Regions from separate parts of the Homo sapiens genome. Here all the other regions are linked to region 3. Evidence: chromatin loops called from intact Hi-C (ENCODE). Cell type or tissue: A673. All regions are shown on one strand.

What was found. A loop is a pair of places that touch in the nucleus more often than their neighbours do. Peaks named below come from ENCODE experiments on the same cell type or tissue, not always from the same donor. Only the 100,000 strongest peaks of a DNase experiment are listed, where the experiment ranks them.
Region 1: a loop joins it to region 3, with 3 times the contacts of the local background. A loop is called at or near these places in 5 of 110 quality-filtered maps.
Region 2: a loop joins it to region 3, with 2.7 times the contacts of the local background. A loop is called at or near these places in 17 of 110 quality-filtered maps.
Region 4: a loop joins it to region 3, with 6 times the contacts of the local background. A loop is called at or near these places in 10 of 110 quality-filtered maps.
Region 5: a loop joins it to region 3, with 2.6 times the contacts of the local background. A loop is called at or near these places in 3 of 110 quality-filtered maps.
Region 6: it touches region 3 in a loop (3-fold over the local background); 10 of 110 quality-filtered maps call a loop at or near these places.

What each region holds. Positions count from the first base shown.
Region 1 is chr9:15,044,338-15,049,337 of GRCh38, forward strand. It overlaps the pseudogene CLCN3P1. Among named protein-coding and RNA genes, the nearest start is that of FREM1, 140 kb to the left of the region's middle. In A673, no CTCF peak of the experiment used is centred here; a DNase peak (open chromatin) is centred at 3,004; H3K27ac peaks cover 2,979 bases.
Region 2 is chr9:14,844,413-14,849,412 of GRCh38, forward strand. It overlaps FREM1 (FRAS1 related extracellular matrix 1), which reads right to left. Exons shown (of 37, transcript NM_001379081.2): 7 at 4,253-4,361; 8 at 1,548-1,679. Among named protein-coding and RNA genes, the nearest start is that of FREM1, 64 kb to the right of the region's middle. In A673, a CTCF peak has its summit at 2,551 (motif pointing left); a DNase peak (open chromatin) is centred at 2,549.
Region 3 is chr9:15,133,179-15,138,178 of GRCh38, forward strand. No RefSeq gene overlaps it. Among named protein-coding and RNA genes, the nearest start is that of TTC39B, 170 kb to the right of the region's middle. In A673, a CTCF peak has its summit at 2,191 (motif pointing left); a DNase peak (open chromatin) is centred at 2,153; H3K27ac peaks cover 830 bases.
Region 4 is chr9:14,462,581-14,467,580 of GRCh38, forward strand. It overlaps a transcript of NFIB not described here. Among named protein-coding and RNA genes, the nearest start is that of TRH-GTG1-6, 31 kb to the left of the region's middle. RefSeq lists a silencer at 3,871-4,165. In A673, a CTCF peak has its summit at 3,077 (motif pointing right); a DNase peak (open chromatin) is centred at 3,071; H3K27ac peaks cover 556 bases.
Region 5 is chr9:14,990,578-14,995,577 of GRCh38, forward strand. LOC105375980 (a long non-coding RNA gene) reads right to left here and starts at 2,618. Exons shown (of 5, transcript XR_929491.3): 1 at 2,572-2,618; 2 at 1,952-2,177. It also overlaps the pseudogene LOC389705. In A673, no CTCF peak of the experiment used is centred here; DNase peaks (open chromatin) are centred at 2,724, 3,084 and 3,504; H3K4me3 peaks cover 3,361 bases; H3K27ac peaks cover 4,630 bases.
Region 6 is chr9:14,767,019-14,772,018 of GRCh38, forward strand. FREM1 (FRAS1 related extracellular matrix 1) reads right to left here. Exons shown (of 37, transcript NM_001379081.2): 26 at 3,587-3,788; 27 at 2,706-2,850. Among named protein-coding and RNA genes, the nearest start is that of CER1, 47 kb to the left of the region's middle. In A673, CTCF peaks have their summits at 1,677 (motif pointing left) and 2,395; DNase peaks (open chromatin) are centred at 1,653 and 2,343.

The DNA.
Region 1 (5,000 bases), 89 kb before region 3:
TCCAGGTTGGAGGGCAGTGATGCAATCATAACTCACTGTAACCTCGAACTCCCAGGCTCAAGGGATCCTCCTGCCTCAGCTTCCCGAGTAGCTAGGACTACACGCGCAAGACACTATACCCAGCTAATTTTTGTTTTTTTTGTGTAGAGATAGAGTCTCCATATTTGCCCAGGCTGGTCTCAAACTCCTGGGATCCAGCGATCCTCTGCCTCAGCCTTCCAAAGCACTGGGATTACAGGCATGAGCCACTATGACCAGCCGGTTTTGGTTTCCTTTGGTCTCAGTTTTCTCTAAAATTTTATGAATATAGTGTCATGGATATTCTCCAGGTACTTTAAAATATATTTAAATCCCAACTGTATTTACCTAATGATCATACAAGACACAGGATTTATAGTGTGTCTGAGCTAGGCACTTTGGATGAAAATAGTGATTTTCAAAGTACAGTCCACGGACACCTTGGAGGATCCCTGAAAACTTTTCACACTATAAATCCTGTGTCTTGTATGATCATTAGGTAAATACAATCATACTTAGAAGTATACATTCAGAGACATTATCAGTATTCAGGCTGGGATTTAAGTGTATTTTAAAGTGTGGTACCTGGAGAGTATCCATGATACTATGTTCATAAAATTTTAGAGAAAACTGAGACCAAAGGAAACCAAAACAGGCTGGTCATGGTGGCTCATTGCTGTAATCCTAGTACTTTGGAAGACCGAGGCAGAGGATTGCTGGATAATACTGTTTACAAAATAATACAAGACATTATGTGCCTTTTTCACTGTGTTAACATTTTTACTGAAAATGCAAAACCAATGGCAAAACTGCTGGCTCCTTAGTAAAAATCAGGCAGTGGCACTCAAATGTACTGGCAGTCATTACATTCTTGACTGCCATGCTTTCCAGTAAAATTAAATAAATAAATAAAATGCCAGTTTCAAATAAGAGCATCTTTGATGAGGAGTAAAAATTGCTACACCTCAATCACTGAGTATTTTTAATATTTTGTGTGATGAGAAAAGAACTATGCATAAGTAACTATGCAAAACTATACACGTCTGCTGCATATGGAAGCATGAGGTTATGTCCTAAATAAAAGCACTTGTATAATTTATTTGAGTTGCAAAATAAACTAGACACTTACATGGAATACCATTTTTACTTGAAAGAGTGACACCAAATTATGGTTTTTCAAATTTGGGAATTTGACAGGTACTTTCTCAATAATGAAACCAAGTAATCCTGTCCTTTTTAAGTAAAATAAATGTGTATTTGTTTCCAATGATAGAATTTGAGCTCTCCAGTAAAAATTAGAATTTTAGGAAACTTGTATCTATCACCGTGAGGATGATAGGTTCCCAATACTTACAGACTTTTCTGAAGAGATCAAAGGTAAAATTAACAAATGTGATTTTTAAAATATTGTATTATACAATAAAGGTGTCAACATTTAAAAGATCCACATAAATCAGTGAATCAATATTTTCCAGATGATCATTGCATAATGTTACGAAATCATATATTCCAAGTTCAAGGTTCAAAATCAATGGTTAATGTAACAGGAGACAAAGTTCATTGGTGCAGTTTCAAAGTACACCTTACAACTAATCTTTAAGAAATGAACGCTTGTCACTTTAGTGTAGTATCAAAGAAGAATATTTGCAATAATCTTAAAGACTATTAAAATACTCATAGCTTTTCCAACTATATTATCTGTGTATAAGGCTGACTTTTCTTCATAAACTTCCATAAAAGCAACATATAGCATATTGAATGCGAAAGCAGATATGAGAATCCAGCAGTGTTTTATTAAGCCAGACAACAATGAGATTTATAGCAAATGTAGCGCAATGTCATTCTCTCACTAAATATTTTTTGAAAATATATTTTTGTAAAAATGTTAGTTATGTTAACATGTAATGGGTTTTGTTACTGTTATTTTAAAATGAATTAGTTTTTTTAAAAAAGTCCTCAGTTTTAGTGTCTAATATGGTAAATATCTGTTGATAAAAACCACGTAAACCAAGGCTCCTTGGAGGTCTTCAATATTTTTAAAGAGTTTCAAGGGGATCTGACACCAAAAAGTTTAAGAATCACTGGATTAAAGCACTGATTTCATGTACTGTATTTTTACATATGCCCTAAAGGTATATATCATCTGATGAATCTCAGAAGCTCTACCTTTCATAAATAATGTAATGTAATTTCAATTTCAGGTTTCACACACGTATACATTAATATGGAAGCTTATAATTAATTTGTGTAAATAGTCATTTTCATTGACAAGTAAATTTCCAATACCAAAATTATGTAGGGCCTTTTGAGATTTGGAATTTTATTTTTCAAAAAGATTTTCTACTTTGGGAGGCTGAGGTCAGCGAATCACTGGAGGCCAGGAGTTTGAGACTAGCTGGCCAACATGGTGAAACCCCATCTCTACTAAAAATACTAAAAGTAGCTTGGCATGATGGCACACACCTGTAATTCCAGCTACTTGGGAGGCTGAGTATAAGAATCGCTTGAACCTGGGAGGCAGAGGTTGCAGTGAGCCAAGATTACACCACTGCACTCCAGCCTGGGCAACAGAATGAGACTTGGTCTCAAAAAATATACACATTTTTTATTTTTTTAAAAATGTATTTTGTATAAAAACTAGCCAGGCATGGTGATGCACGTCGGTAGTCCCAGCTACTCAGGAGGCTGAGGCAGGAGAATTGCTTGAACCCAGGAGGTGGAGGTTGCAGTCAGCCAAGATCACGCCACTGCACTCCAGCCTGGGCAAAAGAGACAAGAAAGAAAGAATGAAAGAACGAAAGGAAGGAAGGAAGGATGGATGGATGGAAGGAAGGAAGGAAGGAAGAAAGGAAGGAAGGAAGGAAGGAAGAAAGGAAGGAAGGAAGAGAGGGAGGGAGGGAGGAAGGGAGGATTGATTTTGGATTACATTAGCAGTAGGTCACAACCACAAACAAAAAGGATCCAGAAATTGTATTTTTCTACGTTAAAGGCATTTTTTTAAAAAACACTTAGTGAATCATTACAACACTCAATAAGCCTTATTTGGGATCCACGCTGAGAAATATCTCAGAATCGAATACTGGAAAAGGGGATAAAAGAAAACAGTAAAACCCCACAAAACTATAAGTAGATTTCTTCTTTTTCAATAGGTAAGAGTTATGCAATGAGTTTCCTTTTTTTGCCTTAGCTTCTGGGCTGCTCAGAATCAAAAATCATGCTGACCTCCATATCTTGGACTGGGCTTGTTCTTTCCCCCAACTCCTGTGCTGTATTTTTCCCTTTCCCTTTCCTTCTTATTTTGTCTTCTTACTGTATTTCCTTGTTTTTTAGCTACCTGAAATCCCTTCTGGAAATATATGGGGTATAAGTAAACTAAAAAAATTTAACACAGAAAAAGAAAAAAACATGTACCACCTATGAAATGTAGACATTTACTTATATTAAATGTAAACATATTTTGGCAGCCTGAGATCATTGACAGAAATACATTATTAAATGATCTAATTATGCACTATATTTTTTAAAATTACTAAAAACACTTACCCATCTATGCCTTTCTCTGTCTTTACATTTTTCTTGCACCCAGTCAATAGTATGGAAATCATCATATGTACCAACACCTGGAATTGGTTCATCCAAAAGATCCAGTAAATGTGTAGAACTGTTAATGCTGCCTCCATTTGTCATTGTATAATGAGTTCCTACAGAGGAAAAAAGGAAAGATGAATATGTTTTAGAAGAGACAATAGTGAGCTATGTGACCTGAGAAGTTCATTAAGTCATACAGAAATAACATCACTTGAAATCATTTCAATTAGAGAAAAATGTTAAGAAAAATTATCCAAAACTTGGAAATAAGGCCAAAAGATTATGACATGTCCCTTTAAAGTAAAACCCAAATATCAACAATTAGCCTGCATAATAGTCACCTAATGCTCTGGAAAATTTTAAATGACTATTTACTACTGATTAGGAAATAGATTCTGTATAGAAAATGATTTGTAAAAGATAAATTGAAAATAGTAACTTTTATCTGCTAAAATGCAAATGAATTCTGTCCAGTAGAAAAAATAACCCTTAGAGTTGTGGTTTTGTTTGTTTTTGCCCTGTAAGAATTTGCTTTCTTTCACTGATGATATACACTTAGTCTCATACATGCTCCTCTGAATCAGCCTTGTCATCAGGCTGGTTCCCTCACTAGAGTAAAATAAATCTTGGCTCATGTTCACTATATATCTTATATGAGTATCACAGACTTGAGAAATGTATCAGGAAGGACATTAAAAGATAGCTCAAGAAAAAGAAGTACAAATGGCTTTTAAATATGAAAATAAGCTCAATCTAACACATAAAAAGAAATGCAAATCAAATCAACAATATCATTTTCCTCTATCAGATTAGTAAAGATAAAGTGTGTGAATGCATGAAGTTAGCAAAGCTATAAAGAAAGAGGCCCTATCACAAAATTAGTAGTTTGAATATGAACTGGAATAATCCCTTTGGGAAGGTAAAAATTAACAAAATTTAATATACACAGAGCTCTTCAATCTAGCAAGTTCACTTCTAGGTTTTTTTCTTGCAGCTAGACTTGCATAAATCCTTGAATAAATCCATAAATTATGCACAATGTGGGCAGAACATCTTACTATGTGCTATAGAAAGAAAACAAAAACATATTAATGCCAAAGTGCTTATAATCTAAAACAGGTTGGCAAAGAGCTAGAGTAAATATTTTAGGCTTTGGATGCCACACGGTTGCAACAACTCAATTCTGCCATAGTAGCACAAAAGAAATCATAGATAATATGTACATGAATGAGTCTGAATGTGTTCCAATAAAACTTTATTTACAGAGCAGGTGAAGGACAGGATTTGGCACAGGGCTTGTAGTCTGTCAATCCCTGATCTAAAGTCTGTACAGCAGACTTTACAACTGAAGACTTTATTAAGAATTTTTTTTGTATAAATAGCACTTTTCTATA
Region 2 (5,000 bases), 290 kb before region 3:
TGGGGTTTCACCATGTCGGCCAGGCTGGTCTTGAACTCCTGACCTCAAGTGATCTGCCGGTCTCGGCCTCCCAAAGTGCTGGGATTACAGGTGTGAGCCACTGTGCCCGGCCAGAGACTTACAATTCTTAATGGCAGGTGCACCCCATTATTCTCTTCACACCACGTGGCTGTGTTAAAGACCTTAGAGGAATAAACGATTTAACACTGTCTTGACCAAGATCCACTTTATGCTTCTTCCTCACTACCAGAATCCTAGTTGTATTTGGCATAGCAATATGGTCATTTAAAAATACTCAGGCTTCCCGACTTGCTTGCACTGAGGAGTTGTATGTGACATAGTTTGATAAAGAAATCTAAGTGGAAATTGTTGTATTGTGCTCCTAGGAAAACTTGTTAGATACAGCAAACTTAGATCATGACTTCTTTCATTGTTCCTTCTGGGTCTTCAAGCCTCAAATACATGAAGAAAATAACTAATTTTCAAGCCACTACACTTGGATTTCTCTTACATACAAGCGAACACCCAACCTGACTGGTATACCCAGATTTAAACTGGCCTCCCACTGTCCTGAGATTAAGCAGGAGGATTTATCATACATTTATTATTTTGTTTTTGATTCCAGAATTCCCTGCTCACAAATGATGGTGAGAGTTATCTTTCTGCATTACAGTTAGGGAAACTAAGAAGATAATTGAATTAAATCCTCTGAGTTCATTATAAGGAATGACTTATTTTATCATAAAGTGTAAATATTACTTTTATTAGATTATTACCTTGTTAACTATCATCCCATAGAATTATAAATTTATTTCTTTTAAACCATGACAACTACTACTAATAACATAACATCATTATTACTAAAGTATTAATTAAGCATTAATTTTTCTTTTTCTTTTTTCTTTTTTTTGAGATGGAATCTTGCTTTGTCACCCAGGCTGGAGTGCAGTGGCGTGATCTTGGCTCACTGCAACCTCTGCCGCCCAGGTTCAAGCAATTCTCCTGTCTCAGCCTCCCAAGTAGTTGGGACTACAGGCGCCCGCCACCATGCCCGGCTAATTTTTGTATTTTCAGTAGAGACGGAGTTTTACCATATTGGTCAGGCTGGTCTTGAACTCCTGACCTCAGGTGATCCACCCACCTTGGCCTCCCAAAATGTTGGGATTACAGGCGTGAGCCACTGCGCTCGGCCTAATTTTTCAATATACTTCTTTGAAGCAGAGAAATAAAAAACATTCTGTCCTCCAACTGGGAAAAAAATAACTAGTTAAGGAGTATACTTACAAGAAGCCATGCATGGCATCCAGAAAGCAAAACTGAGGTTTAAACAATGAGCCACGTACAAGGTACCATTCATAAATGGTTAGACATTGATCTGAGCATTTGAACACAAAAGTCAATGATTTCAAGATCTCCAGATTTTCTGCATTTGACAATTTCATTGAGAAATTGGGCCCAAGAGATGCTACATATATCTGTTAAATATATCTACTTTTGAAGAAAATACTTTTGGATTCTTTGCTAGGTTACCAAGTTGGATCATTCACCTCTTAAAGTCAGCCATCCATGCTGCAGGCCACCAACGGTGACTAGCCGGACAGCACCAATGTCGTCATTGTCGACAACCTGAAACTGTTCCCAAGTGATGGCTCGAGACTGCCCCTCAAGGAGACTCAGACCTATGAAAGAAAGGAGAAAAGGGTGTTGGTATCATAGACTGGATAAAGAAAATGAGGCACATATACACCATGGAATACTATGCAGCCATAAAAAATAATGAGTTCATGCCCTTTGCAGGGACATGGATGAAACTGGAAACCATCATCCTCAGCAAACTAACACAGGAACAGAAAACCAAACACCACATGCTCTCACTCATAAGTGGGAGCTGAACAATGAGAACACATGGACACAGGGAGGGGAACATCACACACCAGAGCCTGTTCGGGGGTAGAGGGGAAAGGGGAGAAAGAGCATTAGGACAAATATCTAATGCATGAGGGGCTTAAAACCTAGATGACAGGTTGATAGATGCAGCAAACCACCATGGCACATGTATACCTATGTAACAAACCTACACGTTCAGCACATATACCCCAGAACTTAAATTTTTTAAAAAAAGATAAGAAAAGGGTATTGGCAAGTTCTATGACATGCCAACGTGCCTGCTTAAGAAAAGATGAGTGAATTTCCACTCATGAAACCATCTGAATATTGCATCTATAAAAGCTTTTCAAGAAACTGGAATGTAGCTTTTATTTTTAGTACTATTTTTATTTTTAGTACTATTAACTCCAATATTACAACAGATTACAGATAATCCTGAAAGGGAGCAGAGCAAGCTGGTCGAATTGCAAGGTAGCGTGCTGCTGGACTTATCTTATGCTTCTCTCACATCTGCCAGCTTCACCTGCCATCCCGGCCTCGACCAACTGACTGTTCTCTAGCTGCAGCCGCCCCATGAGGGTTCCCAGTCTCCAAAATTGTAAAGCCCTCCTGCCACCACTGCCTCATCTTCTGATGCAGCCGGCTACCTCCACTGCCCTCTAGTGGCGGCAGGACCAACCTTGTGGCTGATCAGGCCCTGCACCAGGGGACCCAGGAAGTGTGTGCAATGGCTGCTAAGAGGGGCCAGATAACACAATCTGGGCATGTGGGGAGTTAACAGCCAGTGAAGTAAACTTTAACCCATTAAACACAGGAGATGGGAAATAACTGACCATTAATAGATTGTTGACCTTTTCCCAACCCCACTTCCAACTCTTACCAGACACAGCAGTTGCATCTTCTCCCTGGAGACATCAACACTGCAGAGCAATCTGCTTTATCTTATTGTAAAGCTGTGACACCAGCTCAGCCATGCGTTTTTATTTGCTTCTCCCCTTACTCTTGCTTTTAGTATAGGGTTAGTACATCTGATCTGCCTCGGGGTCTGTTTTCTAGGGAAATTGGGCTAATACATATATAAAGGAGAGGGAGAGAGAAAAAGAAGGAAGGAAGGAAGGAAGGAAGGAAGGGAGGGAGGGAGGGAGGGAGGGAGGGAGGGTGGGAGGGAGAAGAAATGGACAGAAGTGCATAAGAAGAATCTCTGTGACTGGCAATAAGGGTTTGGAAGCCAGGAGTGCATAGGACAAGGCATCACGGAGCACAGCAGAGGAACAATCGAGAAGCCTAGAAATATATACAGCAAAATATTAACATTGGTTATATCTTCACGGCGAAATAATAATTTTAGATGCATTCTCCAAATTTCAACGATGGCACAGATCAAGTTCATAATAAGCAAACATTTATTTTAAAAGGGATTCTGATGTTCAAAGCAGCCAAAATGACATTGAGCAAACCTGGGTGTCACCGATCACACATACACGTACAGACTATTCCATCTCTACACTCAGGCAGGAGCCCATGCAACATGTGATTATTCCTAAACTTTAGGTTACTGATTCCATCTTTTCTCTCATTACCCCCTTGACAGAGGTACAGTAGGATGTATAGCCAGAATTATAAATCAAGGCTGCTCACCTGATGTTCTCTATCTCTGCTGAAACTCACACACATACAAACACATATCTATGTGTACACACACGAGGCAGCTCGTTTAAGCTGCCACCTGAGGATTTAAATCAGACACAGATATTTTTTCCTTAATACTATCTACCACCACTGCTTATAAGTATGTTTCAAATGGTATTGATGGGATCAGTGAGAAGGAAAAGATCTCCATTTACATTCCACATTTACATCTGATCAACATATACATATATATATCACATAAGTCCACTCAGAATTGAGAGGCATAGAAAGCCATATTTTAAAGCAGTTAAAGCTCTTATTTACATATTTTAGTTTCCATGCAGCCCAACATAAAAATAGACTATAGATTATAAAAGCTAAACCTTTCTCCAATCCCTTGGAACAATTTGAGTTGGAGATTTCAGTCCCACTACAGCTCAATATCACAAATAGTCAGTTTTTTGCTTCATTCAGTTGAAAAGTGTCCCTTTGTCTTATCTCCGGCAGAGGAAAGAACTTGGCCTCAGGACGCAGAAATCCTGGATTTAAATTTCTCACGCTGCCAGGAGGAATAAAAAAACAACAACAAAAGCTACTATGTGATGCCCTTAATCTGTCTGGGTTTCAGTTGCCACATGTATGACATAGGAATAAAACTACCTTTCTTTCCTGACCCATCTACTTTCTTGTATTCCCTTCAGGGCTATGTTGCTCTATGCCTTATATTGAGCTTTACCTGTATTCCAGGATACACGGGGGGCATTTGTATCTGCTGTTCTGATGGAGATGTGGACTGTCATAGGTGCACTCCTTTCAAAGAAGAAGTCGTATACCTCCAATTCTACCTGTAAACAAACAGAGGCAAAGGAGCCACACACTGAAGCGTTACAGGGTAAAGTAGCATTAATTCTGGGTTATACCCACACACAGTGGATTCAGTTTTCTGCGGGGATTCACATTTCTGCAGTTCCCACATCTCATTTAGACATCCTGATTTGACTTTTTCAGGTTCTAGATCTTGTTCCTTACTTTAACGGTATTTTTAAATTTTCTTCTACATAAAAGAATTTATTAATCTAAAATTGGTAATATGCTGGAGAAGTGTCTCTGCACTTGCTTAGGAGACCAACCCCTTCCCACATTCAGTCACTTAAATCTTTCTCAAAGGTGGAGGATCTAGAGAAGTGGTTTTCAACTAGGGGTGATGTTGTCCCACTACAGGACTTTTGGGAATGTCTGGAGGCATTTTTAATTTCAGAAGTCGGTGTGTGGGAAAATGCTATTGTCATCGAGTGGGTAGAGGCCAGGATACTAACATCCTACCGTACACAGGACAACCTCCCAAACAAAGAATTATCTGATACAAAATGGCAATTGTCGTACTGCTACTATCAAGAAACCCTGATCTAGAGACATGTATTTCACTAGACATATTTTTAAATATCTCAACTTTATTTGCTTTCATGAAATTCATAACTAATAAG
Region 3 (5,000 bases):
TAACTGAAATGGTGTTGGGGGTGACCAAAATGACTATAATAGTCTCAGAACCAGGGATATTGTGAAAAAATTAGAATTAACCTAAAAATTGTACAATAAATGAGATTTGAGTCAAAATACTCTCTAATAAACACTCTAATAAAATATGACATTTCCATTGAAAGGATGGCAAAATTAAGAATAGGGAGAGATTACAGTGATGAAAAACATTATTTTGTTGTGTAAATTAGAAACTATGTTTCTAATCCTGAAGATGTCTGGCCTTGGAGGTAGGTGAGTCCAACAGGAATTATTCATTTTCAGGTAAGATACCAACGCTTTAGGGAATACATTCTTCTATATAGAAGGTACAAATGAGAGAATACTAGAAAACCATCCTGAGAGAGGGTAAACAAGAGGATATTAGGCATTTGTTACTCCTGGGATGATACAAAGCTCACATGATAAATGCCACCTGAAGAGCACGAGAATGCAAAAGCATACACAGAACTGAGGATTCATGGAATGGCCCCAGAACGGACCTTGTCCCATTGCAACAAGCACTGAAATAAGACCAAAAGAGGAGTTTGGAAATGTTTTGAGTCACCAAATCATTATTAAAAGAAATGCCTGGTACCCCACAGAGATTTCTTTGAAGAGCACAGTGTCTATTTAGAAGTAGATATTTCTATTTGCTTGCTAAAATTCAGTCTCTTTTTTTTATATTACACTTGAAGATGATTTGAGGGAAAAGTAATATTTATTAAGGGTTGCATGATCCAAGGAAAATTTCCCACAAGTAAAATGCACACTGGTGACCCAAAGTTCTGGAAGGACACAAGAAAAGGAGTGCACTAATTTTCCAAGCAAGATGCCTTAGGAAGTGGCAACAAATAATTAAGATGTGAACTCGGGACCGGGCGCAGTGGCTCATGCCTGTAATCCCAGCACTTTGGGAGGCCGAGGCGGGCAGATCACCTGAGGCTGGGAATTCTAGACCAGCACGGCCAATATGGAGAAACCCCATGTCTACTAAAAATACAAAATTAGCTGGGTGTGGTGGCAGATGCCTGTAATCCTAGCTACTCAGGAGGCTGAGGCAGGAGAATCATTTGAACCTGGGAGGCAGAGGTTGCGGTGAGCCAATATCGCGCCATTGCACTCCATCCTGTGCAACAAGAGTGAAACTCCGACTTAAAAAAAAAAAAAGATGTGAACTCGGAGAAAGAGTAATCTCAAGTACAATAATGCCTGTGTCATCACTCCAGAAAATGTATTCCAGAAATGTCTGTATGCCAAATGTATCCATGTTATGTGCCAACTTCTCCATGTCAGAACACAGCCAATTCTCAAATATTTTTTTTAAAGGACAGAATTCTGAATAATATACCTAATTGTTCATATACCTTTGTTTTCAATTAGCAGTCTAGCCTTGGGTTTTTTGTTTTTTGGGTTTTTTTGTTTTTTAAATTCTCTCCTTCTCACTATTGTTAATGATAAAAACCCCATACAAGGCTGGGCATGATGGCTCAAGCCTGTAATCCCGGCACTTTGGGAGACCAAGGTAGGCGGATCACTTGAGGCCAGGAGTTCGAGACCAGCCTGGGCAAAATAGTGAAACCCCGTCTCTACTAAAAATACAAAAATTAGCCGAATGTGGTGGTGCACGCCTGTAATCCCCGGTACTCGGGAGGCTGAAGTGGGAGGATCGCTGAGCCTGGGAGGCAGAGGTTGCAGTGAGCTGAGATCACGCCACTACACTCTAGCCTGGGCAACAGAGTGAGACCCTGTCTCAAAACAACAACAACAATAACAAACTCCATACAAAAAGTTTACATTATTATCATCTTGTAAAAAGAAAAAACCACATACTCAAATTTTTTTTAAATCTTGATTTCTCCCAATTCTTTGAGGGGAAAAATACAAAGAGGAGCATTGCTTTGATATCTTCTGATCTTCTACACACAAGGTGGCTGGGAAACGGAGTCACTTAAATAACAGCTCAGACTGCTTTCCCTCACAAAACAGAATAATAGTAGGAACGTTTCTGTGCCTCCAAGAAAGCAAATGTTTCTAATTAGTGAATAAGCTCAGCAGCGGTAGCTGCTCTGGGTATCAGCGCCTCTCGTTAGGGGCTCTATCCTGTTGACAAGCTAAGCAACAAAATCGCCTGAATTCTGTTTGTGAAGGTTGCCACCTACTGAAGAACATGCAGTACTACAGCTGGCTTCACGGGGAAAGAATGCTAGGGGAGTAAGGAAAAAGCAGTTGGTAATCCTGGGAGCACGAGGAGTTTCCACGCCAAAGAATTCAGAAAGGGGGTATGAACCGACCTGGCAGGGCACAGCTACGGGTACGGGAGGGGTGAGTCTGGAAGGCTTTGTGTAGAGCAGGTACTTAACTGTGCCTTAAGGAGTCTTAGGGTTTGGCAAAGGAGTGAGGGTTTTATACAAAGTGGAAGCATTTGGGGCTCAGACACCGCAGAGAGAAAAGCCACCATAATGACAGGGTCCAGAAAGCAGATGTCACTGGCTGTAGAAGATCGTCTGCAATGGAACTTACGGGAAATGCGATTAGATACTGAGGGCCTTCGATTGATGAATTAGGACTTCTATTAAGGCCTCGGTAAACGACCCTTAATTCAGAACCAACGGAATAGGGAAACAGCTCAGTTAGAAATTACTGCATGGATTGCACACCTTTTTTTTTTTTTTTTTTTTTTTTTTGACAGGGTCTCGCACTGTCGCCCAGGCTGGAGTCTGCAGTGCAGCGGCAGGATCTCGGCTCACTGCAACCTCCGCCTCCGCCTCCCGGGTTCAAGCCATTCTCCTGCCTCAGCCACCCGAATAGCTGGGATTACAGGAGCCCGCCACCACGCCCAGCTAATTTTTGTATTTTTAGTAGAGACGGGGTTTCACCGTGTTGGCCAGGCTGGTCTTGAACTCCCGACCTCGTGATTCGCCTGCCTCGGCCTCCCGAAGTGCTGGGATTACAGGCATGAGCCACCGCGCCCGGACTGCACACCTCTTGACTCTTTGGAAATTGCCTCAAAGGAAACTTCAGAGTAAAGATTGAGATGAGAACTTTACAGGTAACCTGCACCCTGGGCAACCACCCTCCTCCCAGCACTCAGAGCTACAGCAGCCATGGCTACCCCAAGATCTGTCAGTATTGGAGCCCCAACCCTGCCCCCCAGGACACCAAAGCCTACAAAGTACCTCAGTACTTCACTGCTTAACAAGTAGAACATCAACTGTGATACTAAGCAGCATTGATTAATGATAAAGATGACCCTTGGTTGGTAAATTGCATCTGGACTAACCAACTCCATTTTGCTTCTAACCACCAAGCTGTCCTTGTTCATTCCTGGGCATAGGCTGAATTAACTTTGAGAGGAACCTGTTTATAGTTTATAGTTTAAAACAAAGATGATAACAGGCTTTTCCCAGGGAAAATCTCCTTCTTGCCTGGGGACTAGACCGCCTTCGCAGGACTAAGAAATTAGCCACAAGATTAGAAATTTCGGTTTAGGAGTCATGCAGCTGGAGGCTACAAGATTCTGACACTACCTAAGCTGCTCCTAAGAGCAGTGCTTGAGATGTTTTGCAGACCCAGCACTTGAAGGATCAGGTGACACCACCTGGACCAATAAACTGGCTCATCTGATCTTGTGCCTCCCACCCAGGAACTGACTCAGCACAAGAAGACAGCTCGACTCCCTATGATTTCACCTCTGACCTGACCAATCAGCACTCCCGGCTCACTGGCTTGCCCCCCAACCACCAAGTTGTCCTTACAAACTCTGATCCCCAAATGCCTGGGGAGACTGATTTGAGTAATAATAAAAGTCCAGTCTCCCGCACCACCGTCTCTGTGTGAGTTACTCTTTCTCTATTGCAATTCCCCTGTCTTGATAAATCGGCCCTGTCTAGGCAGCTGGCAAGGTGAACCCACTGAGCAGTTACACTATTAAGTTGTTAAAAAAAGTGTTTAGCCACTGTGAAGTTTGAGGCCTCCAAGCCATGTGCCTGCCTAATGTGTTTTGCCTCTCCTTGTACCACATCTGTACTGGCACAAGAACTCACACTGAAAAGGAATGCCTGATGCTGCCCTGTAGATGCACTGTGGTTCCTGTCTGACACCTTCCACGGCAGCCTGGGCCAAATGCATCCTCTGATAGTCTTGAGTCTCAGTGTTTAATTGATTCTAACAAGTCCCCCTTATAGGCATTGCAGATACATAAACACACATTTATCTATCTTTACAAAAAGTGAATCATCCCATAAAGTCTGATTTGGAGTCACTTTTACCACTTAAAATATCATCGCCATTTTTCTGCTGTTAAATATTCTATATTATTTATAATAATTGCATAATATCTATTATGAACATATAATTTACTAAACCTGGTATTGAACATGAAGACTGTTTTTTTTCCTTTTTTTGTTTTTTTTTTAAATTTCAAACCACACTTTAAGAAATATGGGCTGGGTGTGGTGGCTCATGCCCACAATCCCAGCACTTTGGGAGGCCAAGGTGGAGGAGAGCTTGAGCTCAGGAGTTTGAAACCAACCTGGGTGACATAGCAAGATGCCGTCTCTATAAAAAAGAAAGAAATACATCTGAGCTCAGTGGTTCATGCCTATCATTCCAGCACTTTGGGAGGCCGAGGCAAGAGGACTGATCACTTGAGTTTGAGACCAGCCTGGGCAAGACAGCAAGATCCTGTCTGTACAAAAAATTTAAAAATTAGCTAGGCATGGTGGCATATACCTGCAGTCCAAGCTACTCAGGAGGCTGAGGCTGGAGGATTGCTTGTGCCCGGTAATTCAAGATGGTATAAACACCCATCAGGTTCTTCCTGATCACTGCACAAACGAAATCAATTCACAGAGACTATGGCACCGCAGTAAAGAAAGAGTTTGACTGATACAGGGCCAGCCACACCTGGGAGTGGGAGATGGCGTCATTCAAATCAATCTCCCTGAGCATTTGGGGGCTAGCAGCATTTTCAAAGGTAG
Region 4 (5,000 bases), 670 kb before region 3:
CACCGTATGGTATTCTTGAATCCATCACTGGAGTCTTCCAGAGTGTGAGTAACCAGTAAGAGAAACACAGGACTATCGAATTCTTATCTCTGGGTTTTAGAGTTCTTAGTTAAAGTGACTATCAATTGGGGGAATTTTTCATAGTTAAAAGTGAGGCGTTCCTGACCACAGGGACTATGGGGCCTCTAGGCTCATATAATAGGTGTTCCCATTTATTAGAAAGTTCTGGGATTCTAGCACAAGGCCATAGCCAATCAGTTTACTGTATTAATTATGCTGTTAGTTATTAACATGTTTTAAAGTTATGCAACACTTCCCAAAGGCAGAGACAATGTCACATTCATTTGTTTCAAAGGCTGATTGTAGTGGTTCCTGTGTGCTGAATATGTGCTTCACGAATGTTACAATGTTAATATTCAAACAATGGTAGAGTTTTCACAAAACACAGGGAAGCTTGTCCATAATAAGTTCAATTTAATAAAATTTAATAATAAACAACTATAACATTTAATAAATACACATGAGAATTAAAATTCAATTAAATAATTAAATCATAAAATAATTATTTTGATTGTTTTATTAATTAATTATTTTATTATTTTATTTAATTGAAATAAGCTTAATTTAAATAAACTGCCTATGGTAATAGCAAGAAAAGCTGCAGCTACCCAGCAATAAATGTCAGAAAATATAAAAGACTTTATGGGCATAATTACTAAAAAATATAAAAGAAGAGTTGGATAAATGGAGAGCTATACTTTATTAGATGGAGAGATTCAATATGTAAAGATGTCAGTTCTTTATAAATTAATTTCTAAAGCCAATACAATTTCAATGAACATTTAACAGGATTTTTCCCTTATATATTTAACAAATATCCTAGGAAAAAAAAGCCGTTTCTGTCACCCATCAATGTCAGGATGGTGATGTTGTTAATAGCAAAGGAAATCTCTAATTCCTCCCCTCCTTGCAGAGTGGCATCGTTAAGTGAATTTTCCCCACATTTTATTAAAATCTGCATTTTCTGGGATGTAAGATGCTATTCGGATCATTTACATGACTGAAGTCATTTGATTTTCTTTTTTTTTTTTTTTTTTTTTTTGAGACGGAGTCTCTGTCACCCAGGCTGGAGTGCAGTGGCGCAATCTCGGCTCACCGCAAGCTCCGCCTCCCGGGTTCACGCCATTCTCCTGCCTCAGCCTCCCGAGTAGCTGGGACTACAGGCGCCCGCCACCAAGCCCGGCTAATTTTTTGTATTTTTAGTAGAGACAGGGTTTCACCGTGTTAGCCAGGATGGCCTCGATCTCCTGACCTCGTGGTCCGACCGCCTCGGCCTCCCAAAGTGCTGGGATTACAGGCGTGAGCCAGGGCGCCTGGCCTCTCCCTGCTTTTCTAAAAACACAATCTACGATGGGGTCTGAGGCTGCTTGTAACATGTAGCATTTTTACAGTTGGAAATTCTGAAATCAAGAAAAGAAAAACCACTTTCTCTCCAGCCCTACCGCTAGTGACTGGCTGTGTCTCTGACTGAACCAAATCTGGTAGTAGACAGAGAAAAGAAAAATGAAAGGAATAAAAATTGAAGATAGAGAGACCAGGATGATAATCAAACAATGCCTTACGTTTATGAAAAGTTTTCATTTCCACTATCTCATTTATGTATGGTAAGAATCCTCTGAAATGAGCTGGGTATTTTAATTCCATCGATTCAGCTTATCGTGCAGGTAATGAAGGAGGTACAGAGACCTCAAATTGTAAACCCAGTGCATGACATAGATATATTTTATTATCTCTTAGGCAGTGCTGTGTGTGGAAGGAGCCAGGCTTTCATCCAAACCTAGACGGTGCACATTTTCAACATGGAAAACATTAGGGAAGGCTTTATGGTGGTGGTAAGAAGTGGGCTTTGAACAAAAACAGAACCTGAAGTGTTGGAGGAAAAAGGGAGGGTGTTTCTCATGAGAAAACAGGCACACAGACCTGAAGTTGAGGAGGAGAACAGCTGATGGAGCGTAGCAAGGAATTGGCCTCAGGGGTGAGAGCTTAGGAGGAAAGGATCACAAGAATGATGCCAGGATGGAGGAGGTGGGGTGCTTGGCCGAGACCCCCCAGGGCCCCTTGGAGAGCTGTTCTGATGGACCAGAACCCTAAAGATCTCAGTGGGACGGTCAGCATGCTTTGGGACCTGACTGACCTTGACTCCTTTCCCACTTTGTTACTTGCTGGCTGAGCGACCTTGTGAAGTTATTTATCTTTTTGTCTCCAATCCCTCCTGTGAAAGATGGAGTTGTATTTCCCTATACAACTATTGTGAAGAATGAATGAGTTAATGAATGTGACACAGTACCTGTCATGTGGAATGTACTCAATAGATATTATTATTATTATATGAACATGGGAGTGCCATGATGACAGGCTACAAGATAAATGAGAACAGTCAGTTAAATTTTAAATAACCCATTAAGAATATTGCTTGGTTGGGAAACCAAATAATCTGTCATAAACAAGATGTGCTTTGCAAAGGCTTCACTGTAGAGACCTTTGTAGGACCATGCAAGATTTGCTCTCATTATGGTTCATATGATCAGAATTGGAATCTTAAAATTACCTTCCACCCCCTTATCCTCATCCCTTCAAAAATGTAAATGGAAGCATTATCTCTGAGCCATCCATCCTGGAACCTTCTAATGTTCTCTTTCCAAAAGAAGGACTGGGAAACGTGATGGAAGCTCTTGGAGTTTCCATTTAGGAAGAAAACAAACAGAAAGAAATCACACAAATTCACACTCAAGTGCTACTCTAAATGGGAAGAACATATTTCAAAAAATAAACACTCTGTTTGACTAATCAGAAGGAAATCTGCTCTCTGAATTCAAAGGCCTCTGCATAGATATTAACAACATAGAGAGAAGAAAATGGCTCATTAATGATTTATGAAAATTGTTGTCACCGTCAACCAAAGCATATTTTGTGATGAATGAAATGACTTGTTACACACACACACACACACACACACACACACACACACGCCCTACCCCCTGCAGCTATGGGCCCTTCTTGGCTGTCATAGTGTGAATCACCACTCGAGGGAGCCCAAGGTTCTCTGGTCCTGGGCTACCTACAGTCACCAGGATGCAATGGAACATGTTGGGGAGACATGTCCTTCTGCCACTCTACTGCAGGGTGGACATTTGGGGCCGAGACAATTCTTGGTGTGGGGGCCCATCCTGTGCACTGTACGATGTTAAGCAGCATCCCTGCACCCTACCCACTAAATGCCAGTAGCAACAATACTCCCTCTCCCAGTTGTGACAATCGAAATGTGTCCAGACAGTGCCAAATGTCCCCTAGGGGACAAGCCACTGCTCTAATGAAGCTCATGGAGGTCGTAGGCCCCCAACACTTTGGTCTCCAATAGAAAAGCACGGCAGGACTGAGAGAGAGTCGAGTCACCAGCTGTATTTGTCTCACTCTCCTGTGAGCGGCTTAGTGAGAAGCAGAATGCAGGAAGGAACGATCCAGTTCCCTGATGGCCTCACGGGTGTTCGGAGAGAGCCCGCATCTCAGCCAGCCTTTATGAAGAAAGGAAACACTGTCAAGGCCTGTCTGGGATGGTGCAAGCTGAGGCAAGGCCGTTATCTTCAGCAGCTCAAATGATTAGTTAATTATTCATTACTATTTGTCATAAAACCCTGAAGGTCTGCCAAGTGGTAGTATGCAGGCAATACTAAGGCAGCGGACGTGTCTTTTCTTATTTTCCAGTGAAGATGAGGCATGGAAAGACTGGGCTGCTCTGACAGCACACTCTGCACTGGCACTGGGGGTGTGCAGATGGAAGGTCTAGGAACACGGCACTCTGGATCGCACCATCCTCTGGGCTCTGCGTTTGACATTCTCCCCTCATACTTCCCACTCTGTTGGCTTCAGAGATCATGAGGCCAGAGGAAAAAGCAATGGAGGCGGGTGCTTCCAGCCTGAAAACAGTCGGAAGCTAGGAGCTCCCGTCTGTCAGCCTTCCCTCCTGCTCTCCATAGCGGTGGAACACAGTCCTACCAGCAAGGGGCCTTCTCTGCCCTTTCTCCTCTCTTCTTTCTCCTCTGCCCCCCAGGGTCTGCTTTGTGGTGTCTCCTCCCTCTCTATTCTTCTTTATGTCTGCCTTTGTTATTCATTTTAACCAGAAACAAGTATATGGTTTATGGTGGGGGAGCTGGGGCTGAGGAGACTGGAGACACAGTGCAATTTGCCCCAGATTTTGAAAACACCCAAAGGATGGCCTGGCTTTTAGCCCCACTGAAAGAAAACCAGACAGGCTGACCTCTATTTGCCTGAAAACAAGCCAAGGCTGGGGTTAGGAAATTAAGATCTAGAGTCCCAAAGATTCACCATTCCAGGACCACAGCTGAGGCTTCACTGCTATGCTGTGCGGGAGGGGGCTGTGAGATCCCGGCATGCCAGGGCAAGAGGGCAGGAGAACCAGCAAAAGTCAGGCTTCGCTCTAATGAGAGAGACTTCTAGGTTTCCCTTCGAGGTGTTGGGTGGTGGGGGAATAGTGGCTGTTTCCTTGACAACTGTCATTTAGAATCCAAATAGAGTTCATCATTTGATGAGTTTAGGGCACCACAGGCTGTCCTGATGTGAAGAAAAGGCTATTCCGTGCTAAAGAGAACTGGCTTCATTTTAATCCTTGACCTCCACCTTACCTGAGTCACTGAGAGCTGTTCCTCTTCCCAGCACAGCCAGCACACAGGGTCTGGCCAGGTCACAAGTAGATCCAGGCACATCAGCAAAGTTATTAAGAAGCCTATAAAATTTGGGGACGCATGAGTGGGTGAGACAGTGATTAGAGAAGCCAAGGAGAGGATGGAAGAGGATGAAAATAGGCTTAGGGCTGCCAACTAAGCCACCTGTGACTGCTGGTCTCATTAACAGCTCTTACTGGGGTGAAGGGATATCCTTTGTCCTGGTGCTATAGGGTTTTATAAACTGTTTATCCATTCAAT
Region 5 (5,000 bases), 140 kb before region 3:
TTTTTTTTTTTTTTTTAGACAGAGTCTCACTCTGTCACCCAGGCTGGAGTGCAGTGGTGCAATCTCAGCTCACTGTAACCTCCACCTCCCAGGTTCAAGTGATTCTTGTACCTTAGCCTCCCGAGTAGCTGGGACTACAGGCACGTGCTACCAAGCCTGGCTAATTTTTGTGTTTTAAGTAAAGACTGGGTTTCACCATGTTGGCCAGGCTGGTCTCAAACTCCCGACCTCAAGTGATCCACCCTCCTTGGCCTCCCAAAGTGCCGAGATTACAGGCATGAGTCACCATGCTCGGTGGAGAGTTAATTTTATGTGTCAACTTGACTGGACCACAGGATGCCCAGATATCTGGTTAAACAATATTTCTGAGTGTCTGTGAGGGCCCTGAGTAAAAGAGATTACCCTCACCAATGTGGGTGGGCATCATCCATTTCGGGTCTGAATAAAACAAAAAGGTAGAGGAAGGGAGGATTCACTTTCTCTCTGCTAGACTTCTTGAACTGAATTTTTGATCTTTTCCTGCCCTCGGTGATCCTGGTTTGCAGGACTCCAAACTCGGACTGGAATCTACACCATCTCCAGTTATCAGGGCTTTAAACTACAACATGGGCTTTCTGGGTCTTCAGCTTACAGACAGCAGATTGTGGGGCTTCTCAACCCCCATAATCACATGAGCTAATAGATAGATAGAGATATAGGTATAGATATAGATATCTATTCATTCTCTGTTTCTCTGGAGAACCCCAACTAACACAGGGCATCAGTGCATATAATGAAATTACTAAGTCTCCCAAACTCTTTCCCGCATTGGGCTCCAAGAAGGCTATATATTCTCAAAGCAAGTAATTAGAAGATTACTCTCTAGAAGAAAATAAACAGCTGGTCCTTGCCCCACCATCTTACACCTTGTCCCACCATCTTACACCTTGCCCCACCATCTTACACCTTGCCCCACCATCTTACACCTTGTCCAGCAGTGAACAAGCCTTGCCTATGTCCCCAAAGCACCTTTTTAGAGCATCACTTTTACATATAAATTGACAGCAGGGATCACTACACAAGATGAAGAACGCCTCTAGCAGAAACGACAGGGACCAAATATAAACAAACAAACAACCAAAAAAAACTCAAAGAATCAAAATCAATGCAGAGTTATGTAGAAAGTATTTTAAAACTCCTATAATTTACATCTTCAGAGAGTAAAGGAGGTATATTCATGAAACAATAATGTAATGCTATAAAAGAACAGAGAATAAAAAGGGCACTTAGAAATGAAGGTATAATAAAAGAAATAAAGTAATCTGATAATCATTTGTCCAATTAAGTTGAAAAAGTCACAGAGAAAGTAGAATAAAAAGATGAAGGGATAGAAAATAGGACAGACAGGTAAGAAAAAACATCAGCCAAGAAGGTCCACGATCTAAATAACAAATTTCAAAAAATAAGAGATAAAATAAGAGAGGGCGGAAAGAAACGATCAAATAAATAATACCAGGAGAATCCCCATAACGGAAGAACATGTGTTTCAGGATTGAAAAACTGATCAATAGGAATGAGAAAAGACCCATAAGAAAGACACTCGATTGTGTCTTAGAACGCTGGGTATAAAGAGAAGATCCTAAAGCTTCTTGAGACAAAACAAAACCGAAACCAAAGCGGGTTACATAACAAGAAATTTAGTGACCTGAGAAGGAGAAGGAAATGCAATGACGTAGAGTTTCTCAACAATTTTGGAAGCTAAAATATTGTGGAGCAAGCCCTCCAATATTCCGAGTGAAAGTTATTTTCAACCTAGAACTCAGCCAGAATAAAAACAGTTCCAGACCTGCACGCTCTGTGGGAAAAAAGACCTGGAAGCAACCTCCCTCAAGGAACTATTGGCGGATATGTTCCACAACATGAGGCTATATAATCAAGAAAAAGACACAGACTCAGGAAATAGGGAACTCACCTCAGGAATGAGGAATAAGACCTTCCCAGGATGGATGTGAAGGAGACCCAGGACATCAGTTGAGAGCTGTGCCTTCCAAATTTTGATGTGCATAGGAATTACCAGGGGATCTTGTTGCAATGCAGACACTGATTCAGTAAGTCTGGGTAGGGCTTGAGATTTCGCGTTTTTAACAAATTCCCTCAGGATGCTGAGGCTGCTGGTTCAGGGACTACACTTTGCATAACTGGGGTGTAGAGAAAAAATAGTCCGAACTGTACCAAGAAGACGATGGTACAGAGACAGAGACAGACAGACACTTATTTCCTTCTGGGAGATCATCGGGAATGAATTAGTGTAAGTCAATAACTGTATAGTAGGGGAGGGAGAGGGATGGAGGAGAGGGAGAAAAGGATTAATGTTTTAAGTAAACACAAATGAAGAAAAAACAAGGAAGGGGCTGTACTGAGGGCAGCCGCATACATCCAACCTTGCCTCTAGTAGACACCTGAAGAGGAAGGTTGGACCACCCTAACGGATTCAGATTCAGTAGTCTGGGGGGGTCTCTGGAGTGACCCTGGAAGATGCTCCAAAAAGCCTAGAAGCGGACCACAAGGACAGAAGACGCCCCTTCCCCATACCCAGCAAGGGAGTAAGCCGGGCCTCAAAGCGCCCGGCGCCAGGTCTCAGGGGGCGGGGCATGGGCGGAGCCTTTTCCCTAAATTGGCGCGCCCGAGCGGCGCTGGGATTCGCATTGGAGGCTTTTGAACCCGGAAGCAGTTGGCTGCTCTCGGAAGCGGCCGCGGATCCGGGAATTCGGCTGGCGCTGCAGCTGCAGAATGGTGGGCGGTGGCTGGAAGCGCAGGCCCGGCGCGGGGGCGGGGCCGCAGATACTGCCAGAAAGGCTGTGGGGGCTACGCAGGTGGCTTTGGATGACAGCCAGGGTACCAGGAGGCAGCGCGTTTCATTCATGCAGTGACTATTAAGCTTGCTGTGTGTCCGGGGTCTGCGGTTTGCTGCGGGGACCCTGCCCAGGTCGCTGTTTCGCGCTCTGTAGGGGATTGGACCAGGAAAGTAGCGCCTCTGCATTTTCTGCCCAGCTCCTCTTGGCGCATTTCCTGGGGAAACGGATTAAGCCAACCAACGTTTCATTCATTCGCCCACCCAGATAGATTGGGAACCGATTACATACCAGACATTGTGCGGGGCCCTGCGGATTTGGGGTCAACCCGCCTGCCCCTTCTCCATGTAGAGCCTCCGGCCTGGGGAGGAGGGGCACAAGCGAATATGCATTCTACTGTGACTTTTTTGTTTGGGATTATAATGCTGGTGTGTAGAAAGTGCTATGGAAACACTGAAGGAGGATTTAACAAGTCCCAGGGGGTGTTAAAGAAGACTTTTAAGACAACTCTTTGAAAATGGGTTTTGAAGGCAGAGAAGAGTCTGAGACGTAAAAGTGTAGGAGATGTTTGGGCATAGTGGAGCGTTCGGCTTGGCTGGAGCCAGAGAAATGGGAAAGTAAGAGGGACCTGATCATAAAAGCACTATGAGAGGGGAGGGGGGAAAAGTATGTGCATTATCTCATATTTTACTACGATTTCGGAAGTTCTGTAACCACTACAGTAGCAATAAGGGGAATCAGACAGGAAGGAAGTGCCATTGTGATAACTAAAGTTTTAGAAAACTTAGTCTGGCAGTGTTATAAATCGGATAGGGTGTGAGACATTCTTGGAGGGCTTAATTAACTAGTAAAGGGCCAGTTGTATAGGCATTCTTCATATTGGGTCATGCATTCTAGGAATACCAGGGTAAAGGAGAAATGCAGCCTCTGAAGGGGACAGCTGTCCTAAATTCTAGTTGTTAGGGATATGGAGATGCTGAACTAGTATGTGAGTTAAGGCAGAGCTGAAAAAATTCTCTTTGAAGGTTCAGTGAAGAACTGCTTTGGTGGCGTGAGGTGCTTAACTAGAAATACAATAGCAGAAATGAAGGCGAGTCTATAGAGGCTATAACCATAATGGCCGGCATTTGCATATTATGTGCTAGGACTGTTCTGTGTATTTTTACATATAATAACTTATTCCTTGTAACAACCCTATGATAGAGGTACTGTATGCCCTTTTTGCAGATGAGAAAACAAGGCACAGAGAGGTTAAGTAACTTGCCTAAGGTTGGAAATCAGCTGGAAATCAGTAGGGTCAGGAGTCAACCCAGGCAACCTAACCATTAAGCAAAACTGCCTTTCAGCAAGGCAGATTAAGCCTTTTCTAACATCTTCAGTTGGAGCCAGTCTTTGAAAGTCTGACCAAAGACAGTTATAAAAACAGAAGATAGGATAGCTCGGGACTTCATATGTTCCTACTGTTCTATATTTACAGTTGGAGAAGCAACAGGAAGTGGTTGAGAATCTGCTGTGGAGCCAGACTTAAACCTGAGTTTAAATCCCTTCTCTTCCACTTCCTAGTTAGGGACATAGGGAGGTTAACCTCAGCAGCTGTAAGATGAGGTTAATAGTATCTAGTGCATGAGATAGTTGAGGATTAAATGAGTTAATTCACAGAAGGTGCTTAGAACAGTGAAATAGCACAAGATAAGTTCTCAATAAGTATGACTTACTACTTGTTTTTACTATTATATTATCTTTACTATTACTATTTGCTATTGATACTCACTTTTGGATTCATTTTTCAACAGCCTTTTTGTTCAGCGTCATTCTTTTTTAAATCAGATGCATTATAATCCTTGGCACAATAAACTGTTACCATTGTTCAATTCATGATTGTTTTTGAGCTTATTTATGTTAAGTAATATAACAAACACCTGTGAACCCATTGCCCAACCCTAAAACTGAAACAGTAGTTCTACATCTACACATGTCCCTCTCCTCTCCCTTCAGCCTTCTTTCTGTCACTCATGTTCAATGTAGCTATCCTGAATTTTGTTTTCCCTTGCCTTTTAAAAATAGGCTCATCTCCTATGAATGTATACCTAAATAATATTTATTTTTAGTTTTTGAAATTCATAAAAAGGCTATCATGCTGCATATAATCAAGAACTTTTTTCCTCATTA
Region 6 (5,000 bases), 370 kb before region 3:
AGATGCTTTCATATACGTTACACATTTCTTTTGTTTTTCTAAACAAATTGTAGTATCGCTCCCATTTTACAGAAGAGATAACTAAGGCTTGAACAGTTACTAGATGAAGGGCAGAGCCAAAGCTCAAACCTTGTCCTCTAGCTCCAAGTTCGGTGGTTTATTATCTATAGTATAAATTCTAGTGTGTTAGATACGAAGTGCACACTAATATAGAGATCTATAATGTACATGTTAAAAAATCCCACTGAACTTTAAGGTCCTATATGAGTAAGTATTCCTTCTTTCTTGCTTGGGTGGCCAATGTCTGAAGAGAAAGAAGAAGACAAGTCTGGTGTTCCATTCCCTTCAGGCCAGATTAGCACAGTCCTTAAAATGGGCAAGAAGTTCTTCAGTGTGCTGAGAAAAATCATGCACTCTAAAGCTGCATTTCCACTTAGAAAAGTCACTTTCTAGCTCTGTCCTCAGTTTTCTCATCTGTAAATTTCAGATTATGATGGTACCTGACTCATAGGTGGTTCTGATGATTAAATGAATAGCAATGAAATAGAGCAAACACCAATTATATTGCAAATGGCTGTAATTTATATTGTACCTGTAACTACGTTCTGCCTGGCTGTCTTGGGAAGATGAACCACTATTCATAACCTTGCTTTTTACTGGAAAATTGTGCACCTAGTTCCAATAACATCTGCTTACAAATGGGGTTGAGGACAACTATACCGTTCAAAAATGATGATGATAAATGCTGAGTAATTTTACCCCCCCATCGCTTATAAAGAAAATAGCCTAATATATGTCAGAACCAAATAAAACTTCTCTCTATATTACCCCTTGGTAGGCATATGCCACAGCATTTTGTTCAGTCATGAACAAATGAACAAATTACGTCAAGTTGAACTGGAAACATCTCCAGCACAGACACATGAAAGTTAATAGCCAACAAAAGCAGGAGGATATTTAAATGGCCTCATTTAAGGTTATAATTAAATTAAGCAAATTTTGCTGTAATTCTCATATGAATTTGAGAGTATATTTAAAAATATAAATCATCTTCCAAAAGCAATGTCCTTGATAGTGACAAAGATTGAAAGGGGCTATGGGTGAAGCAGTATCAGCCTAGCATCATTACTGGGGGAAGAAAATCCTCTGTCAGCTACACTGCGCTCACACATGGAGGACAAGAGGTGAGCATTAGGTCAGTAGCAAGTCTGATCAACATTCCTATGTTTTCTTACTTGAATTATTTTTAAAATGTTAAAAAAAAAAAGTGAAGTCCACGTATTAACATTTTTGGAGCAGGTTTTTTTTTTTTTTTTTTACATTTTCTTGAGAATTGGAAGATATTTGTCTGACATTGCAAGTACTTGACATATTTTCCCATAAAGATTGTGATCCTGGGAATTATTTGTCTTAGGCAAAGACAGTTTAATGGGTGGAGGTCATATGTTTTACATTTTGTAATCTCGAGATTACATTTTAATATCACGGGCCAGGTCTACTTTGCTCTAACCTATTCCCCAGCTCCTAGTACTGTGCACCTGGCATATAGTAGCCACTCGATAAAAGTCTGTGGAGTTAATAAATCTGGGCCAGGCTCTGCATTTTATCGAGGCAACGGAGTGGGACGCTGGGAATGTGTTTTGCTAAGAAAAGGAGGCTAGCTTTTTTCTGACAATGACTACTGTGACCTCTGCTGGTCAGATTTTAGAACTACAATTCAGGATCCAAAAGAAAATGCAAGAATTCTGAAGACTGCAGAGGAGTTTCTCAGCTTTCTTTTCTTAATCTATACTCCATCATAAAAGGAGTATAACAGAGCACAGAGCTGTATCACTTATGATGCTTAGTATGACTAGGATATGGTGACTACTAAAACAAGGATAAGTGAACAACTTTTCTTTGGGGTTTCTGGGAGGGTATCAAAAACAAACAAACAAAATGAACAAACAAACAAACAAAAAACAGCACAGTACCAGAATAACTGGACTCTGACCGACCTTTCTATGACTATCTGTTAGCTGGTAAGATATTCAAGGTCTACATTCAAGAAAAGTCTAGAGTAGGGACCCAGTCAGTGAAATTGCTGTGGTCTGTTAATCTCGTTAATTTTGAAGATTTGTTACTCTTGCTATTTTGAGGGTCATACCCTTTATATACCTTCCAAAGTCTAGTTTCCTCTTTACATTATATTTGTCTTACATGGGATAAGTTTATCACCTTATAAACATACTGTCAAGTAATTGTAATTTTCTTCATAAGAGAAAGAGAAGATGTTTGGCTAACTCTTCTTGACTACCTCATTTCCCCGACTGCAGATATTTTAGAAGGCTATAGTTGCTAACACGGTCCTAGAGTGACCTCTTGCTGCACAATTGCTACATGAACCTGCAAACTCAGTGTTGGATGCTAGTGAATTGGTAAGACAGAACCCTCCCTGTGTATAAAAGTGTGTACCTTGACATGCATAATATGAACGTCAACTTAGCTTTTTAATGTTTCTGTACTCTGTAAAGCTACTGGCTTTCCTATTTTCAAGCAGTAATAAAAAGAAAATTCATTCTCCAAAATAAATTCCATGAGCTTGTGAAATGGTCTATTAATTTATCTTCTTGGGTTCTGTTTTAAAAAGAACATTTCACTTTCCTAATATTCAGATACATTATGGATGTAACATATAGGACTACTGAATAAGCAAGAGAATTTACATTTGAGGAGTGGCCGAGTTCCCTGTGGGGTCCATGATTTGAAATTCCACGGTATCTGAATTTACTTCCAAAGATGGGTTTATGATGTAAAGAATAGTCTTACTGTTTAAGTCCTTTTGGCTAAATTTCTCATGGATAAATTCACCTAAAAAAAGAAATAAATGAATATCATGGGTAATCAAACAAAACATTAAATAAAAGCTAATAAAATTGTATGGCTATTTTATTTTAAACACAGCTTTAAAAAACAGCTAAAGTACATTTTAAAACAAGAAATTAACATTACTGTAACTATCTTAAAACTCAAATGCAGCGAGCTTAAATTAGGCATTAAGTTGACTGCTTCAGAAATATTTGCCTTAAAAAAATGAAAATAAAGAGAAGGAGAGTAGAAAGATACAGTAATAAAAATCTGTAACTTGGTGCCATCCTGTTTAATGATGTATTATGATCATTGTGCTCATAAAGTAGAAATAATATACAATCCAGAGAATCCATTAGGAAAAAAACCAAGAACTTTTAAAAAAAGATCTGACATCATTTAGAGTCATTTAGAATTCATGACAGAATAAAAAATTAGTCACAAATAGGAAATTTGGTCCTGATATTATGTTCCTTTGAATATATTATAATCAGCTGTTGAGAAAAAAAATATAAATAAACAGTTGTATATCAGTATTTGGTTCTTCCAGTCAGGATAAATTTAGGAAGGCTCAGCTTCAAACCCTCTTTAGGAGCAATATTGATTTATAAACTGCATCTATCAGTAAGCCCTGGGGAGTGTTTACCAAATGGGCCTGCACTTAATTAAATTACTCTCTAGCCCTGCCAGCCACTGGGTATTTTAAAATGGCAATTGTAAGGATTAAGGAGGCCAGTACCTGTTGTTGTGTTCTCCAGATGTCCATGTTTTGGGCCTTGTAGAATTTTAAAGATGATCTGATCGTCCTCAGTGTCAGGGTCTGATGCCTTCAACACGCGGGAAGTGATGTAAATCCCGTAGCAGCCATTTTTCAGGAGCCCCACTTGAGAAGGGGAATGCAAGAGTGTGATACGAGGAGCTGTTTTGTCCAATTGGTCTACCTGGATCATCAACAATGACATAAAATGTTGTCCAAAGGCCCCTCACCCCCATGCAACGTTGGGCTTTATTGGTTCAACAATGACACACTGTCCCACGTTTTGGATTCCTTATACTCCTCACTAGTGGATTCCTGCTAAAGACAGTCCTGTTCACAACAGCCTCAGCAAATATCACAGTGCTTGGAACAGAGGCCAATTTTCCACTGTAAACCTTGACTCCACTTTATCAATTTGTCTATTGCTTGACTGCCACTTAGGATACAAGTTCCGAGAGGGCAGGCGTCAGGTCTTTCACCGCCATGGATTCCCTGCACTTGGCACAGTGCCTGAACCATAATAGAAGCCCAGGGAATGTCTATTAAATGAATACACTAAAATTGACCCAAGAATTCTAGAGCAGACTTCATGTTAACTCCACAGAAGAACTTCTCCTATTTTCCTGGTATTTAGTGATTTACAGACACAAAATTGTGAGGGTTTACAAATATATAGAAATTTTTTTGGCATGTCTTTTTTCAACTGGCAAAAATGTTGAATAAAAATAGAGATACCTCAGTAAGGAAAAAGTGAAAGGTGATTATTTCTAGACATTTGCATATTTCTTTCATTGAAGATGAGAGCCAGGTAGCTGAACAGGTGGACCAGATTTGTGAAGATGGTGGATGACATCTTCACAACCTACACTGTAGGTTCAAACACAACAAAGGACCTCGTTCAGTCTGTACGGAGCTCAGTGCATCTTGCATTTGCAAGATGACTGTTGTAGGTTATGGATGGAGCAGGTTTGGATGGATTAGAACAGATCCACCACTGATACTAGAAAACATGTACAAGAATCTTCATTCCCCTCACTCCTAATCTCTCGGTTCTTAATTTCATTTACACCAACCTGATACTACTGTAAATCTTAGTTTGCCCTAGCAAAGTAAAGAATTCTTGTCAATGATAAGACCATGTATATTTTTGTGTATTATGATACAATGAACTACTCTGTAGCTATTCAAAAGAATAAGGGAGAAAATGAATTGATGATGAAAAATTTCCACAATTTTGTGTTAACTGAAAAACCCTAGCAAGTTGCAGAATAGAATTCGAATATAATTATAATACTATTTTTGTTAAAAATATATATTTATCTATACATAATGTTTGTATAGACATAGGCAAAAATCTGGGAGCATTTGCACAAATGTGTTCATTTCTTTTGGGGTG